2 separate regions of the Homo sapiens genome follow, and region 2 is linked to region 1. Evidence: read pairs that join two places in POLR2A ChIA-PET (ENCODE). Cell type or tissue: OCI-LY7. All regions are shown on one strand. Each heading gives the region's core, and the rest is flanking DNA. Links, peaks and the distances in the headings are about the cores only. Region 1 overlaps OSBPL10 (oxysterol binding protein like 10). Region 2 overlaps OSBPL10 (oxysterol binding protein like 10).

Region 1 (5,380 bases), core at 284-5,283:
AATAGTGATGTAATTTACAGAATTTAGGCTGGGCATGGTGGCTCATGCCCATAATCCTATCACTTTGGGAGCCTGAGGTGGGTGGATCTCTTGAGTCCCAGAGTTCGAGACCAGCCTAGGCAACACAGCCAGACAAGGTGGTGTGTGCCTATGGTCCCAGCTAATCCGGAGGCTGAAGTGAGAGGATCACTTGAACCCAGGAGGCAGAGGTTGCAGTGAGCCAAGATCATGCCACTGCACTCCAGCCTGGGCAATACAGCGAGACTCTGTCTCAAAAATAAACAAATAAATAATCTTTTTAAATGAAGAAAAAAAAATTTACAGAATTTATATATCTGATTATATTATACCGAAAAATAAAAATGAAAATGAAAAACATGGTCTCTCATTCAAGAAACTTGAAGAAAAAAAAGTTTAAGAAAACCAAACACTGTTATTTGCCAATGATAAGTTTATGCTAAAATAATCCATTTCACTAGAGTTTCCAACTCCGAACACGGTCTCCTCACCTCCACCCGCATCTCCCAGTTTCTTTGCTTAGCTTAAAACTTTCCTTACCTCCAAGACAACACTGCCTCAAATTCAATGCCCTAAGTGATTTCGCTTCCTGCCTTTCAAATGGGATACAAATGGCTTAAGTACCTTGATGCTGCTTGTTCTAACAATATAATAAATAAATAAATAACAATGTAAGAAGATATACAATTTATTTCATTGGTAATGGTTTCCCTATGATTTAAATTTAACGAACACCTTGTCTCCACAAACCCACAGGAAAATCTGTAAAGTTTTACATTGCGTATAATAAAAATAAGTCTACTATATCCTTACCTATCATTTTTTCTACCTGAATAATATTAAAGTCCATTACACACTCCCCATGTCACAAAGAGGCTATTTAACATCATTTTAATGATGTCTGCTCCTTCTCCTCCCCCTCCTTCTTCTTGGTGTCAGCAAGAGAATCAAAAATTTAACAGCTTTCATGAAAACAATGAAGTATGTCAATATTTTAATAGTTGTAACATTTTATCCATATTCTTATTACAGAAAATGAAAGTATTCTCTCATTAATCAAAGCAAAACAAATTCTAACCTTTTAAGATGGTAGAATATTCTTATTTATGGTGGCAGTTTCATAAGACATACATTTGTCAAAACTCATTGAACTGTACACTTGAAAAGGTTCAATTTTATATACTGCAATAAACTCAAATTTATTTAAAAATAAAGTTTTCTAAAATCAAATATTTCTCCTTTCCAACAAATACAGTATACTAGAATAAGGATTCAATTCCAAGCAACTCAGAAGAGTTTAAAGATTTTACTGCAGGTTGAGCAAATGAGAAGTTACTCCAGTTTTACGCATGGAGAAACTGATCACTGAAATGAGTTGTGTAACTTCCCACACTGTTATTGTCAGGCCATCACCAGAGTGAGCAGACTCATGAATAGAGCACCAGTCCTGCCATCCTTTTGGCTCAGTAATGAGGCCTTCGGTAAGTTCTCGATCCCTTCAGCTGCAGAATGAGGAGGTTAGACTCATTTGCTAAGGGCCACTTCAACTTTAACATTCTGATTTTATATTCTAGAGATTTGAAGTATACTTTAAATGTCCTTTAAGGGGGAAACAATAAATTTTTTTTTTTTTTAGGAGACAGGGTCTCTTGCTGTTGCCCAGGCTGGAATGCAGTGGTGCTATCATAGCTCACTGCAGCCTCGATCTCCTGGGCTCAAGCAATCCTTCTACCTCACCCTCCCGAGCAGTAGTGACTACAGGTACACACCACCACATTCCCCTGAGTTTTTACATTTTTTGGCAGAGACGGTGGGCTCTCACTATGTTGTCTAGGTTGGTCTTCAACTCCTGAGCTCAAGCAATCTTCCCACCTCAGCCTCCCAAAGTGCCGGGATTACAGGATTGAGCCAGGGCACCCAGCCTCTAAAATTCTTTTATCAGCTAATTGAGAAATACTATTAGAACACCCTAGGACAATCCAATGCACTGAAGGACAGCAATCAAGGGGTATTCAAATTACAAAAGATTTCCAACTTTACAACAAGCTTTTACATTAAGAGACTCTCTAGGCCACTTAAACATTAGTTTACAGACATTAATTTTGAGAGGAAAGAAGACAGAAAAAAGTGTTAAGTGCTACAGTTAAGAATAAAATCATTCAAAGGAAATTAAACATCTCTGATAGTATGACGAAAATAAATGTACATCTGAGTCAATTCCCCTACAAATTTTCAGAACAATTGTACTGTAAAGAAGGCATGAATAGGCTAATGAAAACCACCTCTGTTTAAAAAAAAAAAAACAAAAAAAAAAACCTGGCATATATAAAGTGCTTTGGTAAGAGGCATAAACTAATTACAAAGGCTTTTTTGGTCTGTTTGTTGTTTTTACAAAAAAGGAAGCCAGGCATGGTGATGCCTGTCTGTGGTAACAGCTACTCAGGAGGCTGAGCGGGGGAGGATGGCTTGAGCCTAGGAATTCAAGATCAGCCTGGCCCATTTAAAAAACAACAACAACAAAAAAAAAGGAAGCAAAAACTTCATCTGTGTGGGGAAAAGGCAAAGGAAAAGCCCAAAATTTTAAACCCAAATTTCATAGTCAAAGACCATCAGAAAATTCATTCTTTTTTTTTTTTTTTGGAGACAAAGTCTCGCTCTGGCGCCCAGGCTGGAGTGCAATGGCACAATCTCGGCTCACTGCAACCTCCGCCTCCCAGGTTCAAGGGATTCTCCTGCCTCAGCCTCCTGAAGCTGGGATTACAGGTGCCTGCCACCACACCCAGCTAATTTTTTGTATTTTAGTAAAGATGGGGTTTCACCATGTTTCCCAAGCTGGTCTCAAACTCCTGACCTCAGGTGATCCACCCGCCTCGGCCTCCCAAGAGAAAATTCATTTTTATAGAAAAAAAAAGGCTGACTATATTACTACATTTCTATTCATAAACGTAGCATTTCCCAAAGACTCTTCTAAATAGTTTAAAGGAAAAAAAATTGGATATCCACGGTTAACATAAGCACAATTACTGCTTACTATATATCACCCTGGTATGAGTTACAATTGCATTCAGCTGCATGTCATAGAAACTTACCCATAGTAGTTTAAACAATCGGGGCTCTATTTTTCTACTAAAGCAACCAGTCCAAAGATAGAAACTCCAAGGCTGGTAGAGTAGTTGCAAGAAGCCATCAAGAACCCCTTCAATCTTTCTGATTTGCAACTCTTAGCGCTTGGCCTTCCTGGGACAAGATTGCTACATCCCCTTCATACAGGAAGGTGGGAAGGGAAATGGGAAAGTTGTGTGCCAGCCTCACAGATCCTGTTTATCAAGAAACCGAAGCTCTCCTGGAAGCCTCTGCCCTGCAACCACTTCTACTTATATTTCACTGGCTGCTACTGTGTCACCTTTGGCAACAGGGGAGTCTGGGGAGATGAGAATTTTTAACTATAATTTTTGCCACCCAGAGCAAAACCAGAATTCCATTAGATAAGAGAGACCATTTATCTTAGAAATTCAAAATACATATTTGATGTTAAGGGATCTGAGAACTGTGCAGTAAATAAACATGTTAAACTTTTTTTTTATACAGTATTTCTCAAAGTTATTTGAACATAAAATTCTTTATTTCCTTTGAACAGCCTGTTGAAACAGCATTTGGTGCAATTCATCCTGGGAAATGCTGCTTTGGGAACTAAAAGAAGAAAAAAAAATCTACTCCTATGAAATAGATTTTTTTTTTTTTTCTTTTTTTTCTTGAGACAGAGTCTCACTCTTTTCGCCCAGGCTGGAGTGCAGTGGTATGATCTTGGCTCACTGCAACCTCTGTCTCCTGGGTTCAAGCGATTCTCCTGCCTCAGCCTCCCAAGTAGCTGGGATTACAGGTGACCCCCACCACGCCCGGCTAATTTTTGTATTTTTAGTAGAGACGGGGTTTCACCATGTTGGTCAGGCTGGTCTGGAACTCCTGACCTTGTGATCCACCCACCTCAGCCTCGCAAAGTCCTGGGATTACAGGCATGAGCCACCGCACCCGGCCAAAATAATTGGTTTTCATATGTAGAAAGGGAAAGGAAATAGGTTGCGTTTAAGCAAGGGGTTCTGGAAATAAAATTGCTGAAGTGATAACAAAATTCTACAAGCAGGATCTGATATGTTTTTACTTTTTATGTAAAGTCACCATTCTAGTGAGAAAAATCCTTTATCTTTCCACTTTATGCTTTTACAGGTTGGGCCATACCCCCTTCTCCTCTTCACCATCCCTTCTCAACTCCTGAACTGTCATTTCCTTATGTAACTCCCCTCTGTTCTAACATTCCCCACTGGTCTTTAAATGTCCATTCCTGAGCTTCTCTAAGGTTTCACTCATTCTTTGCTTCAGCCTCTCATGCTTTAATAATTTTTCTTTCTCCTATTTTCATTTTTGTTTTCTTTTTATTCTCTCTTACATTCTTTAAGGTACACCAGCAACTCTTATTTTCTTAAAATACTACCAAAACAACCTAGGGCTTAGCATTTATTTACTGAGGCAGTCCCTTCTGCATATTTTGTATTCAATCTGTACAAAATGACTGTCCTTTGAAACCTCATGTTAGCTAAATGCTGTAACAAACAGACTCTAGTATTACTTCCAAGAATAAATGTGCATATTTATAGGGAAAAATCAAAACATAATTTTTCATTCTGATTCTAAAGCTTTCACAAGAAAGACATTTATCATATCCAGTTCCATTAAAATATTCACTTCTTTTAATCCACTTCAATGGTGAAAAGAAAAAGTAAATTACATTTTTCACATTTCCAAACACCATCCATTTCCATGACACACACAGGTATCTCCTTGCCAAGAAAAGTCAGTGGTTGTCTGTTTTGGAAGGGAAGTAAGAAAGTGGCATTTTTTATTTCCTGAAGAAAAAAAAATTAAATAGGTCAAATACATAAAACTTCCATGAAAAGAGCCACACTTCATTTCAGCCATTAAAGAAAAATGTGTTTAAATTCCCCAAAGGAACCCTATGCTCTACACTGGGAAAGGCTTATTCACTGCTGACTTTCAAGAACCAGACATGACTTATCACACCGTGTAACCAAGGCACTGAATGGAACTGAAACCCCAAGGAGTCTTCTTATCTTTCTGCTTTCTAGATACCAGGAAAAAAAAAGAAGCAGTTGAGATTATTCACTCTTCCAGTAAACAGGCCTCTAGAAAGTCAGAGGAATGGCTGGGTGCAGTGGCTTATGCCTGTAATCCCAACACTTTGGGAGGTTGAGGCAGGCAGATCACAAGGTCAAGAGATCAAGACCATCCTGGGCAACATGGTGAAACCCTGTCTCTACTAAAAAGTACAAAAATTAGCTGGGCATGG
Region 2 (5,380 bases), core at 319-5,318, 210 kb before region 1:
GACTCATGAAAATCCAGTGACCCACCACCAGTTACAGGACTTGGAGTAGGTATGTGATCTAGTTCTGGCTGTGAGATAACAGGGGGAGTGTACTAAGGGGCTTCGCTTCCCAAACAAAAAGTGTCTTTTTAATTTTTTTTTTTTATTTTATTTTGTGGAGACAGAGTCTCGCTCTGTTGACAGGCTGGAGTGCAGTGGCACGATCTCTGCTCACTGCAACCTCCGCCTCCCAGGTTCAAGCGATTCCCCCTCCTCAGCCTCCCAAGTAGCTGGGATTGTAGGCACCCACCACCATGCCCAGCTAATTTTTGTATTTTTAGTAGAAACAGGTTTCACCATGTTGGCCAGGACGGTCTCGATCTCCCGACCTCATGATCCGCCTGCCTCGGCCACCCAAAGTGCTGGAATTACAGGCGTGAGCCACCGCACCTGACCTCAGAAAGTATCTTGAGAAGAGCTCCCATCCTTTCTTTTAAAGGATATGTCATGAGGATGCAATATTTGGGACTACAGCTATGATGCTGCCACAATGAAGTGACAAGCATAAGGATAAACAGGAGGAGGAATGGAAGAAACTTGTATCTTTGAGGCCATCATGAGTTGCTGCACCACACCTGGAACCACCTACTCCCAGAATTCTTTTGTGCAAAAATTTATTATTATTATTATTATTATTATTTGCTGAGACTGGATCTCACTCTGTCACCAAGGTTCAAATGCAGTGGTGTGATCACAGCCCACTGCAGCTTCAACCTCCCAGGCTCAAGGAATCCTCTCACCTCAGCCTCCCAAGTAGCTGGGACCATCGGCACGTACCCAGCTAATTTTTATATTTTTTTGTAGAGACAGGGTCTATCTTGCCCAGGTTGGTCTTGACCTCCTCGCCTCAAGTGATCCTCCTGCTTTGACCTCCTAAAATGCTGGGACTACAGGTATAAGCCACCATACCCAGGCTTAAATTTATTACTATTTGAGCTATTAATTGTAGGGTTTCCTGTTATTTGCATCTGAAAGAATCCTATCCAATATAGGAGATAGTGTAGTATGAAGGAAAGAGCACTAGCTTGGGAGAAAGGAAGTCCACATATCAATTTTGCGTCAACCTAAGTTCTGTGATGCTTGGCAAGTTAAACAACCACTCGAGTTTGAGGAATGGCCATTTGACTCCTAAAGACTATTCTAAGATTTAGTGAATCAAAGGTCATGATTCAAAGGAAAAAAAAAAAGGTCTATTCTACAGATTCTTGGAAGGAGATGTAGTCTGTTTGATGATGAGAGATGAGGAATGGAGTGGGGAAGGATAATCCTATCACCCACGAAATTTACTTATAACAAATTTTAAACTTGATCAATGATATTTCCTATGCAGCAACCATTTGGAGTTAAACTCTGTGAGGTTATCACAGGATTCAATAAAGTGATTTTCAATCATCATAAGTCAGTGATAGCTATACCTCACTCTTCAAACTGTTGACCACAAATAAATATGTGCCACCTGTTTCAAACAAACTTATAAGATTGAAACTTTAAAATAATTATTTAAAGGATCAAAACAACATATTAACCTTGTTCATCTCTAAAAATCTATCACCATCCCACACCGGATACATCCCCAACCAACATCTACCTATACCTTTATGTATCATGGGGATGAAAAATTTAAAAAAATGATAAAAATGTGTTGAGGGGATTGTACTGGCCAGGCTTCAAGCTGAACATCAGAGGATTTCAGATGGACAGCTTTATGGCTTGTTAAGTAGTTCAAAAGTTCAGTGCTATAATGACCATTCAATCAAAAGCATGAAAATTCTTGACGCAGAACTCAGCTAAATCTTTTATATCAGTCTCCTTCCCTTATTCTTAAAACAATTTTTCTTCTTTTGGGAAAGGATGATTAGGACATGTTTACTTGAAAATTCAATTATGCAATTTTTTAACCAAAGTCCATTTAGCTAACTTATATGCTGATATAGTACTCAGTACATAAAGATATTATAAGTTTTTCTACGCCTGCTAGATTTGTGGTGGTATAGGGTATGTGGTCTCTTGATAGCATTGTTGCCACTGTAATCCAGATGACTAACTAGGCAAAGCTGCTAACTGAGACAGTCAACACAGGGGTTGATAGGAGTTGACAGTATGCTATTGAGGAACAGGCTTAAAAACCCTCTGCTTAGTCTCCAGGGGTGGGACTGATAGTCCTGATTGTCCTAAGGCCAGGGGTAGGTATCTGGCACCAGATATTTACCCTCAAATAATTAACACAACATTATTTTTCATTGCTCCCCCTTTCCATTTTACCCATAAAAAATATGAGAAATTTAAAGTTATCAAATGCTCTTCAACTAGTAAACGGATAATCTGTAGATCCCATACATACTATTCAATGCAAAAGGAATGCAAAAGGAATGCCTTAGAATGATTCACATAACATGGATGAATCTCAAATGCATTATGCTATGTGAAAGAAGCCCTCCTGCATGATTCCATATATATATGACATTCCGGGAAAGACAAAACTATAGGGACAAATAACAGATCAATGGTTGCCAAGGGCTGGGGGACAGATTTGATTATAAAGGGGCATGAGGGAATCTGGGGGCAATAGAACTGTTCTATACAGGTTGAGTATCCCTCACCTGAAATGCCTGGGAGAAAAAGTGTTTTGGATTTTGAATTTTTTTGGAAGTTGGAAGTTTTGCATTATACCGGTTGAGCATCCCAAATCCAAAAATCTGAAATCCAAAATACTCCAAGGAGCATTTCCTTTGAGTGTCATGTCGGCCTTTAAAAAGTTTTGGATTTGGGAGCATTTTAGATTTTGAATTAGGGATTCAGATTTAATTCAGATCTAATTCAGATTTTGAATTAGATTTGGATTAGGGATACTACTTTGATTTGTTAAAACTGAGAACCTTGCATTTTAAAATGGTGAATTATATTGTTTGTGAATTACGCCTCAATAAACCTGACTTTTAAAAAACAGTTAAGGTTTTGTTGCTCAGATATGTCCTCTAGAAGGTGAGTGTACATGGTCACGTGTGAGCTCTGTCATTCAGGATGGGTTTATCTCATTGCCCTGGGCTCTCCTGTTCCCTCCTGTGCCAAGAGCCCAACCAGTCACAGTGGGTGCAGAAACAGAAACCACTCCAGGTGTTACAGTCAGAAAGGAATTTGATATGGGAATTAGGTGCCTGTAGAATTATTAAAAAGGCTGGAGGAGCAGACATCAGGGGCCCCTTAGACTTTTCTTTTTTGGAGGAGACAGAGTCTTACTCTGTCGCCCAGGCTGGAGTGGAGTGGCACAATCTCGGCTCACTGCAACCTCTGCCTCCCAGGTTCAAGCAATTCTCCTGCCTCAGCTTCTTTGTAACTGGGATTACAGGCGCACGCCACCACGCCCAGCTCATTTTTGTATTTTTAATAGAGATGGGGTTTTACCATGTTGGTCAGGCTGGTCTCAAACTCCTGACCTCATGATCCACCCACCTCAACCACCCAAAGTGCTGGGATTACCGGCATGAGCCACCACGCCCAGCCGGCACCTTAGACTTTTAAGTTCAAGGTCACAACATTGTAGGTGGCCGTGATTCAGAGGTCAGGAAGCTGCTGCTCTTGCCACAACAGATTCCCGCACCCAGGTAGGTGGGACTAAGGCCTGGAACTCTAAGTGTGGCCACCACAACACCACAACTGCCTCTAAACACTCCAACCTCCATGCCACTGCCTGCCAGCAGCACGAGCAGGAGGAACTTGGTCTCCAAATCTCACACAAATGCATCTCCCAGTAACGTGTTCAGAACTCCAACTGTAAGAAAGTCTGGGACATGTAGCTGTTTCCAATCTCTCCAATCGAGAAAGTGGAAAGAAAGTTAAGAGAGTGGCCGGGCACGGTGGCTCACGCCTGTAATCCCAACACTTTGGGAGGTCAAGGCAGGCAGATCACGAGGTCAGGAGATCGAGATCATGCTGACCAACATGGTGAAACCCCGTCTCTACTAAAGATACAAAAATTAGCTGAGTGTGATGGCGCCTGCCTGTAATCCCAGCTACTCAGGAGGCTGAGGCATGAGAATCGCTTGAACCCGGGAGGCGGAGGTTGCAGTGAGCTGAGATCGATCACGCCACTGTACTCCAGCCTGGCCACAGAGCAAAAAAAAAATCTCCAAAAAAAGGGGGAAAAAAAAAAAGAAAAAGTCAAGAGAGCTTGGTCCACAGTCTCTACTCCAATCACCATCCTTCTTGTCCTAAAGTAAGGCATACATGATGAAGCGACACACGGAAAACCTTTTTCTATCTTGATTTACATTTCAGATGGTGTTTTTTGTTGAAAAAATTGTTTTACTAATAGGTAAAACCAAGATCCTAACTCATTTCATTATAGAAGAATATTTCATTTTCACATTTAGTTAGTTCTAGCCCCAGCAGAATAAAATTCTAAGATCACTACATTTTATAACAGAGCCGACCACAGCTCTCTTCTAACTCACGTATTAAATATGTACAGCTCTTTGAGCTTTTATTCTGCAGGGAATTAAACAGACTAAGCTTCAAAATGCGTTACTGTTTCAGATGTAGGTTATTTTATGGGAAGCCAGAACCAGCAGAGGGGAGCTACCTTTGGTACCCCACTTATCCCCCCAAAGACCTAACATGTTCTAAACGGTAAACCAGAAGACAATAGTTAATTTAGTTACACGACCATAATAACCACAATTCTGAAAGTTAGTTTCCCAATGATCACTCACATAAGTAACTATATCCTCTAGATCAAAAGCATTAAGGACCTGCTCATAAGGCATTCTTAACCTTTAGGAATTTCACTTCATTCTATATAGAAGTTATTCCTCCACAATGTACAGAAAGGAGGCAACAGCAACATTTTTTTTTCTGACAGAAAAACTATTGTGTGGATGTCGCTAGTTTTTTTAACTATTAAGACAAAAAATGTGGCAAAGCACAATGGCCTAAGAAGAAAAATAGTGTCCAAGCTCTACTAGCTGTTTGGGTTTTGAGAATCATCTGCCGTAGCACTCACTAGAAAAAATGAGGGGAGTCTTTGCCAAAGAATTCTAACTCTCCCTTCTCAGAAAACCACCAAAACACCAAAACACCATTCTACTCCATAAGACTTTCCCTACTACATGGAATCAAACAAAATCTTAACTTGCTCTGACAAAACAATTAAGGGCAAAAATGACAACTAGAAATTAATGACTGTCTCTACTTTAATGAAAAAAGCTCTGGCTAGTTCTTCTTCTTCAGGATGTATTTTTTTAAAGTTGAACTTGGGAATTAGTTATTTCTTTCTTTTTTTTTTTTTTTCTTGAGATGGTGTCTCGTTCTGTTGCCCAGGCTGGAGTGCAATGGTGCGATCTTG

What was found. Peaks named below come from ENCODE experiments on the same cell type or tissue, not always from the same donor. Only the 100,000 strongest peaks of a DNase experiment are listed, where the experiment ranks them.
Region 2: POLR2A ChIA-PET joins it to region 1 with 5 read pairs; 3 of 35 experiments call an interaction of 5 or more read pairs at or near these places.

Annotation. Positions count from the first base shown.
Region 1 is chr3:31,931,769-31,937,148 of GRCh38, forward strand. The region is part of intron 1 of OSBPL10 (oxysterol binding protein like 10); the gene reads right to left. Among named protein-coding and RNA genes, the nearest start is that of OSBPL10, 47 kb to the right of the region's middle. In OCI-LY7, for the core only: no CTCF peak of the experiment used is centred there; DNase peaks (open chromatin) are centred at 1,443, 2,453 and 3,137; H3K4me3 peaks cover 2,442 bases; H3K27ac peaks cover 5,000 bases.
Region 2 is chr3:31,726,179-31,731,558 of GRCh38, forward strand. All of the region lies in intron 6 of OSBPL10 (oxysterol binding protein like 10), which reads right to left. Among named protein-coding and RNA genes, the nearest start is that of OSBPL10-AS1, 25 kb to the left of the region's middle. In OCI-LY7, for the core only: no CTCF peak of the experiment used is centred there; no DNase peak of the experiment used is centred there.